3 separate regions of the Homo sapiens genome follow, and all the other regions are linked to region 2. Evidence: chromatin loops called from intact Hi-C (ENCODE). Cell type or tissue: mammary epithelial cell. All regions are shown on one strand.

Region 1 (2,500 bases), 270 kb before region 2:
CCCACTCCCCCATCCTCCTCCCTGGGTGGCTGCCTGATTATCCCTCAGGCAGGGCCTCTCAGTCCTTGTGGGTCTGTGTCACCTCCATCTCAGTCTTGGCCTGGCTATGAGGGGAGGAGGAATGGGAGAGGGGGCTCAGGGGCCAATAAACTCTGCCTTGAGTCCTCCTAGCCTGTGTGCAAACCACCCAAGCCCACCCTGACCCCAGAACCCCACAGCCCCACTGTGGCCGCTTGATCCCCCACGCCAACCCCCTGGCCCATTGACCCGCCTCATCTGTTCATTCACTTATCTAAGCTGAGGGTGTAGCAGGTAAGATGCCGCAGCCCCTGCCTCCAATGTGCTGGTTCAGCCGGGGGCAGTGCCCATGTGAATCTGGCAAGGTGTTTAACAGTGTGGGCTTGAAAGTCCAAACCAGCTCTGTCACTCTAAGTGTGTGGCCTTGGGGAAATGACTCAGTTTCATCTGTGAAATGGGATTCATCAGTTAAGAGGATTCAGAAGCTAAAAGTGCTATCACGAGTAAGGAGCTTGAGGGGAAACCGTCACCTCGGGCAGGACCCTGACTCCGCCTGAGGTGCATTTTCCCAGTTGTTTAGGGGCGGGAAAGATTTGCAGGGGTGGGGGCTGCAGTGAGAGCCAAAGCAAGGCTGCCTGGCAGCCCGGACAGAGGCCAGGGAAGCTTCCTGGAACAGTCAACACAGCTGTCCCACCAGCAGTGCCGGTGGAGAGCCAGCTGTCTCCTAGGCCCCGATGGAGGAGTCACACCCACGCTGGAAACTCACTGCCCAATGGGAAGGGGTTCCAGCACAGCCCAGGGCGGTGGGCAGTGCAAGCCCCTGGGCCTTTATCTCCACTATGGGCTTTCTAAGGAAGGAACCAGAACTTGGAGGTTTTCAGTTACATGGCCAACATCTCACAGCAAGTAGAGAGGGCTGGAATGGAGCCCGTGCCCTTCCTGCCACACCACCCTGCCTCCTGGTGCAGAAGGCGGGGGAAGCCAGAAAGCCTCCATTCCACGCATGCCTGCAGGGCCGCCTTGGCCACGCCCCGGGCCAGCAGCTGACAGTGCAGGCGGAGGGTAGCCAGGCTGAAAGCTGGGGTGCCTCCTGGGGGAGTGCACTTGGAAAGACAGAGGAATCCAGTGCCTGTCTTGGGAGAATTTGGGATGCAGAGGCAGAACTGGAGTGGGGGCCTTGCGGAGCGGTGCTGAGTGGAGTCATGTGGCAGGTATAGCTGCCGTGCCTGAGTGTGATCAGCAGAGGGCGTGTGGAGCTTGGAGAATCCACTCCTGGCCCTTAGCCGAGGGAAGCATGGAGAGGCTGATTCCCACCTCAGCCGCGAGCAGGTTCCCAACTTAGAGGACCCTGTGACAGGCCTCCGAGGGCCTTTGGTCGGGTTTCCAAGGACCTGGATTTGGTTGGCAGTGCGGCTTTGTGTCTTTAACCCTCAGTAGTGAGTTCTCCACAGTGGGAAGAAGGAGCTCTCAGAGCGGGGCATTCCTTCCTCCAGGTTGAACACAGTCACCCGAAGGCAATATGCAGTGGTGGTGAAGAGCTCTGGCTCTGGAGTCGGACAGGCCTGCATCCAAATCCCAGCTCTACCACTTGCCAGGCTAAGCCTCAGTTTCCTCTCCTGTAAATGAAGGTCAAGGAATCCCTATCTTGGGATAGTTGTGAAAATTCAATGAGATCATGCACGAAAATCTCAGCACTAGGCCTGGTGCTGGTGTCCACTCAGTGCATGGTAGTTAAAAGAGAAAAAGGAGATATATTTAGATGTTAAAACCTCACTTAGACTAGGCTAAGTTTCCCACTTCTGTACTAGGCCCCACTGCAGCCCCTCCATGATGGACAGGGACTGGTGGGCCTGTGACCCCTTCACCTCTCGGGTCTGCATCTGATCATACCTCAACCATGGCTGTGTGAGTCATCTCCGTGCATGCAGCAGGTGCTTAATACATGCTTGTGAGGTTAACTGACAAAAATAGCTACTGTTTCTCAGGCATTTCCTGACATTTATATAGTGCCCCACAGTTTACAGAGCACCCTGTAAGTTCATCTATGGAGCAAATTATTATTATTATTATTTTTGAGACGGAGTTTCATTCTTGTTGCCCAGGCTGGAGTGCAGTGGCATGATCTTGGCTCACCGCAACCTCTGCCTCCCGGTTTGAAACGATTCTCCTGCCTCAGCCTCCCGAGTAGCTGGGATTACAGGCATGCACCACCACGCTTGGCTAATTTTGTATTTTTATTAGAGACGGGGTGTCTCCATGGTCAGGCTGGTCTCCAACTCCCGACCTCAGGTGATCCGCCCGCCTCGGCCTCCCAAAGTGCTGGGATTACAGGTGTGAGCCGCCGCACCCGGCCCTATGGAGCAAATTCTAAAGGCCTACCCTGTGCAGGGAGGGCAGGGAACTGCCAGATGAGCAAGATAGAGACCTGGGTCCCAGATCTGCCCTCAGGGAGCCACCATCTCCAGAGAGGGGGATGGTGAGT
Region 2 (2,500 bases):
GTGGCTTTGAGTTGGGTTGCTGGAGGGAAGCCGTCCTTACCCCCATGTGTGGTCTTTTCCCCAACCCAGAACCCCAGGTACAAGCAGGGCCCAGACCACCCACCCCTTAAACAGATCCAGGCCTAGCGGCCCCTTCCTACCTTTCCCAGAGGCAGCTGCAAAAACCAAGGGCCGCACTGGGGACCAGCGCACAGCAAACAGATACTTGAGGGAGAGCTGCAGCGAAGTCAAGGGAGGGGCCTGCAGCATGGAGTACAGGTGGACATGCCCGTCAGTCCCAGCGCTCAGGAAGAGATTCCTAGACGGGATGCAGGGGGCCAGGCAAGGGAATCAGTGCTGGGGTCTGGGTGGTGCTGGCCCCCAACACCAGACCCCTCCTGGGCTGCCAGGCTCGTGAAGAGCCTCCCGGGTCCCTCAGCCTGGAGTTGGTCCTCTCATTAGAGAAGGGACGATGCCTGGGCCAACCACCAAAGACCTGAACACGGGTCTCAGAGTGGGCAGAAGGCAAGCACTTGAAGCAGTTTGTCATGAGGCTTGGCAGGCTAGAGACCCGCAGGGCAGGGACACCCTGGCCCCACTGTGCCCCAGGCCTGCCCTACGTACCTGTGGAAGGGGGAACAGCTCACAGAGTAGATGGGACCGCCGTGGGGGGAGAAGGTAAACTGTGCTGGGGCCCGCAGGGGCACGGAGCTGGGCATCCGCGTGAGGGCTGCCTCTCCAGCTGCCAGGGAACACTTGAGCGGGAAGCCGCCTTCCGTGCCCAGAATGAACAGCCTAGGGTCAAAGCTGGAGAAGGCCACTGCCGTGGCGCCCACCTCGGTCTCCCCGCGGGGATGCTGTGGAGAAATGGCAGCAGCAGGGTCAGAGCCAAGGGCATCAGATGGCACTGTCCCAACAGAGCCAGAGAACAGGAGGGGAGATCACAGCAAGTCAGGCCCACTGCCACACCTTCCCACCCCCAAGGCTCACCGGCGCAGGCCAGGGCAGTTTCCGGGTGCCCACGTACCTTCTTGAGCTTGGTGCTCCGTGGCAGCTGCTGCATGACCAGGGCGAAGCCCTCTGTGAGCTGCAGCTGGCCTACCCCGATGCCCTGCCAGAGTAGCACCTTCCCGTCGGTGGCCACACTCAGCACCTGGAAGCGGTGGCTGTGCCCAGGCTCGGGCAGCCACACCACCTGAGTTAACAGCATGCAGGGCCAGGATGGAGACAAGGGACACCTGCCCAGGTGTCACGCTCCACCCCTACCCTCCCTCTCTTCCAGGAAAAAAAAAAATTCTCCGGGAGGCCCCAGAACCAGGCTCACCCACCAGGGGGCAGGCCTGGAGGGTTCCCAGGGCCCTCTCCAGTCCCAGAATCCCAGCGCTGCTCACTCGGTGCCTGCAGAGGAGGCTGGGAATGGCCACAGGGCCCTGGGAGTGGCTCCTGAGGGGGGTGACTCATGCTGCGGGAGCTCCGAGAATGCAGGAGGCAGCTGTCCAACTGCCAACGCCCGGGTGACCTTCCTAGGAGAGTGGGCGCCCTCTCCCCAGCTCTGCCTCAGGGCCCACCCCGCCCGGCAGCCCCTGCCCTGACCTGGGACACAGGGTCTGTGTGGGTGTCATCCGTCAGGCCTGTGCGCCACAGCAGCGGGTCCTCAAGACGGCTCAGGTCCCACACCAACACCTCACCACTGTACAGCCCTCCTGCAGGGACAGTGGACCTGGGCAGAGGCTCAGCCCCACCCCCAGCCTGACTTCCTGGCCAAACACCCGCCCCAGCCCACCTACAGGGCCAGGGCCAGGGCCAGGCGGCAGAGCCACTTGGCTGGAAGTCATCCCCACAGAGGGAGAGTCCTAGCCCCCAGCTCCCCTGTTGTACCCCAGGGAGCTTTGCCGGACACCCCTGCCCTGCACCTGGCAGCTCCCTCCAGCGTTGCCTGCCCCCTACCACTGACGGCTTCCCAAGGGCACCTGCCTCTTCTGGCCTCTCCACAGCCCCCTGTCCTGGCCCCGACCCTGGCCCCCTTCCAGACTCCTCCCCCGAGTTCCACCCCTCAGGGCTCACTGCAGACCTTCACCTGGGCTCCAGACTGAGAGGGTCAGGGCCCGCCTTCCTGTCTCCGGGCCAAAGGGCCCATGGAAAGCTCCCTTGTGCCCTCTGCAGGGCGGGAAGCTGAGTCCTGAGAGGAGAGGAGGCGGACACAGCAGGCAGCTCACCTGCGACGTGGGAGGGCTGCGTGGGGTGGAAGGCCAGACACAGGACAGCGCTGGGGACCTCCACCACGGCCGACGGCTGCTGGGGACGCAGGTCTCGCCGGTCCAGGTTCCAGGCACACACGAAGGACTTAAGCGTGCTCCAGTCCCCATGGTCCAGCCTGTGCAGGGACAGGCTTGAGCCGGCTGTGCCCCTGGGTGGGGCTCCTATCACCCACCCCACCTCTCTCCCCACTAGCCCCGGACACACTCGCTGTGTCCTTGTCACCACCAGACACTACTCTGGGTATTGAAGTGGCCCACACTCC
Region 3 (2,500 bases), 150 kb after region 2:
GTGAGGACGTGGTACAACAGCAACTCTCATATACTGCTGGGGTAGGTGTTAAATAATACAACCATTTTGGAAAATATTTAAGCACTTTCTTTTCTTTTTCTTTTTCTTTTTTTTTTTTTGAGATAGAGTGTCGCTCTTTCGCCCAGGCTGGAGTGCAGTCGTGCAATCTCCACTCACTGCAAGCTCTGCCTCCCAGGTTCATGCCATTCTCCTGCCTCAGCCTCCCGAGTAGCTGGGACTACAGGCACCCACCACCACGCCCGGCTAATTTTTTTCTTTGTATTTTTTAGTAGAGATGGGGTTTCACCGTGTTAGACAGGATGGTCTCGATCTCCTGACCTCATGATCCGCCCTCCTTGGCCTCCCAAAGTGCTGGGATTACAGGCGTGAGCCACCGCGCCTGGCTAGCTGTTTCTTTCTTTTTTTTTTTTTCTCAAGAAAAAGGTGTTAAATAATACAACCATTTCGGAAAATCTTTAAGCAGTTTCTTTTCTTTTCTTTTCTTTTTTTTTTTTTTTTGACAGGGTCTTGCGTTTTTGCCCAGGTTGGAGTGCGGTGGCGCTATTGGAGTGCGGTGGCACTATCTCGGCTCACTGCAAGCTCCGCCTCCCGGGTTCAAGCAATTCTCCTGCCTCAGCTTCCTGAGTAGCTGGGATTACAGTTGTGCGTCACCACACCCGGCTAATTTTTGTATTTTTAGTAGAGACGAGGTTTCACCATGTTGGTTAGGCTGTTCTCAAATTCCTGACCTGGTGATCTGCCCGCTTCAGCCTCCCAAAGTGCTGGGATTACAGGCGTGAGCCACCACGCCCGGCCTACTCAACTAATTTTTACATCTTTTGTAAAGAAGGTAATCTCGAGGAGCTGGGATTACAGGCGCCTGCCACCACGCCCGGCTAATTTTTGCATTTTTGGTAGAGACGGGGTTTCACCGTGTTGGCCAGAGTGGTCTCCAACTCCTGACCTCAAGTGGTCTGCCTGCCTCGTCCTCCCAAAGCACTGGAATTTACAGGGATGAGCCACCGCGCCCGGTCCAGCCTATTTTTCTTAAGATATCATTTGTGTTTTTTTCTTTCTTCCTAACTTACATTTTATAGGGTTTGCTGGTATAGTTTTTATAAAAAAAAAAAAAGTTGGGCCGCGCACGGCGGTTCATGCGAGTCCCTGCTATACAGGCCTTGAGGATTCTGCAGAGACCAAGATAAGCTGGGGGGCCTGAACAGTTTAGCAGGGGAGGCCGAGACTCCTGTAACAATCATGCAGTAGTTAATTACAGGGGGGTGAGTGCAGGGAAGACGACAGGGTGACAGGTATATTGCGTAAGTAGACACTGAGGCCCAGGGAAGCGCAAGGAATAGTCCAGAGACACACAGTCTGCGCTGTCACCGGCGGGTTCTCAAATTTGGCCCGCAGGGTCGGCGGCGCTGGGGCTCCCGGCCCGCGATTGCCACGCCCACCAGACCCGAGGTTGCCCCGCTCAACCCGGCCGGCCGTAGCCGCCAGTACCGTGTGGAAGCGTGAGAGTCGAGGGGTGGCACGTGACTGGCGGGGCGGGGCGGGGCTGAGGCGGTGGAACGCGCAGGCTAGTGGCTGTGTTTCCCGCCGGAGGCTTTTGCGCAGAGCCCCGCGTCCCTGGGGGGCGGCGGCGGCGGCGGCAGCGCAGGCGGCAGAGGCGCAGGCGGCGGAGGCGGCTGGGGGGTCCGGAAGTCAACACCATGTCAAGTCTGCACAAGAGCCGGTAAGGGGCCATGGGGCCTGACCCGGCTGGGCCACTCCTGGCCAGGCTGCCCCTTCTGCCCCTCAGAAGGGGGAAGCGCGGGTGTGGCCAGGAATCGGCAGACCCCCTCGGCAGAGGGTCTCGAGCGTCCACCTTCTAACCTCATTGCCTGTGGGCTGCAGGAACGACGGAGGGGCGGCCCTTCTCCTGCCCCTGATGTCACTGCTTCTGCCTCCCTCATCCTGGACCCCTGGTGTCCCCCTTCCCCTGAGTCTTCCTCATCCAGACCCCCATGCCCCGCCCCCGTGCCTTTCCCCCTTTTGATCCCCCTGCTCCCGTACTCTCTCCAAGTGCACCCTGTCCCCCGTGCCTTTTTCTTACTAGGATTGCTAGAGAACTTGCATTCTCCAGTCTGGCCCCTCCCCCAGGCCAGATCCTGCAGCATTGGCTGAATTTTGCTCACTCTTCAGTTTTCCTTCAGGACGTGTTTTTTAAACCCTTTGTCCTTGCCTTCTGGCAGGCCCAGAGGTCTTGTAATGGTTATATTTGTGAGCATGGTCCATTGTCTGCATATCAAATTACTCCTGGTTCCTGAGGTCCAAGGAGTTCAGTTGGTGGCTGTGCGTGGACCCGGCCTGGCCGGCAGGAAGTGCCCAGTAAATGTCAGCTCACTAAGTATTAGAATGTTGGAATATGTCTAATTTTATGGTCCTCATTTGGGAACTTCTAGACAAGAATATCTCTCAAGTTTCTTCCCTGGCATTCTGTGTTTCTGGTTGTAGA

What was found. A loop is a pair of places that touch in the nucleus more often than their neighbours do. Peaks named below come from ENCODE experiments on the same cell type or tissue, not always from the same donor. Only the 100,000 strongest peaks of a DNase experiment are listed, where the experiment ranks them.
Region 1: it touches region 2 in a loop (22-fold over the local background); 6 of 110 quality-filtered maps call a loop at or near these places.
Region 3: it touches region 2 in a loop (2.8-fold over the local background); 8 of 110 quality-filtered maps call a loop at or near these places.

The regions. Positions count from the first base shown.
Region 1 is chr9:128,361,054-128,363,553 of GRCh38, forward strand. SLC27A4 (solute carrier family 27 member 4) reads left to right here. Exons shown (of 13, transcript NM_005094.4): 13 at 1-417. Among named protein-coding and RNA genes, the nearest start is that of URM1, 9.1 kb to the right of the region's middle. In mammary epithelial cell, a CTCF peak has its summit at 1,263; a DNase peak (open chromatin) is centred at 1,238; H3K4me3 peaks cover 451 bases.
Region 2 is chr9:128,634,086-128,636,585 of GRCh38, forward strand. It overlaps DYNC2I2 (dynein 2 intermediate chain 2), which reads right to left. Exons shown (of 9, transcript NM_052844.4): 4 at 2,196-2,353; 5 at 1,573-1,682; 6 at 1,007-1,174; 7 at 604-836; 8 at 141-298. Among named protein-coding and RNA genes, the nearest start is that of DYNC2I2, 22 kb to the right of the region's middle. RefSeq lists enhancers at 608-1,807, 1,860-2,500. In mammary epithelial cell, CTCF peaks have their summits at 1,308 (motif pointing right) and 2,137 (motif pointing left); a DNase peak (open chromatin) is centred at 1,376; H3K4me3 peaks cover 488 bases; H3K27ac peaks cover 1,485 bases.
Region 3 is chr9:128,785,639-128,788,138 of GRCh38, forward strand. TBC1D13 (TBC1 domain family member 13) reads left to right here and starts at 1,615. Exons shown (of 12, transcript NM_018201.5): 1 at 1,615-1,738. The coding sequence starts at 1,716. RefSeq lists a silencer at 1,263-1,752. In mammary epithelial cell, no CTCF peak of the experiment used is centred here; a DNase peak (open chromatin) is centred at 1,433; H3K4me3 peaks cover 1,374 bases; H3K27ac peaks cover 392 bases.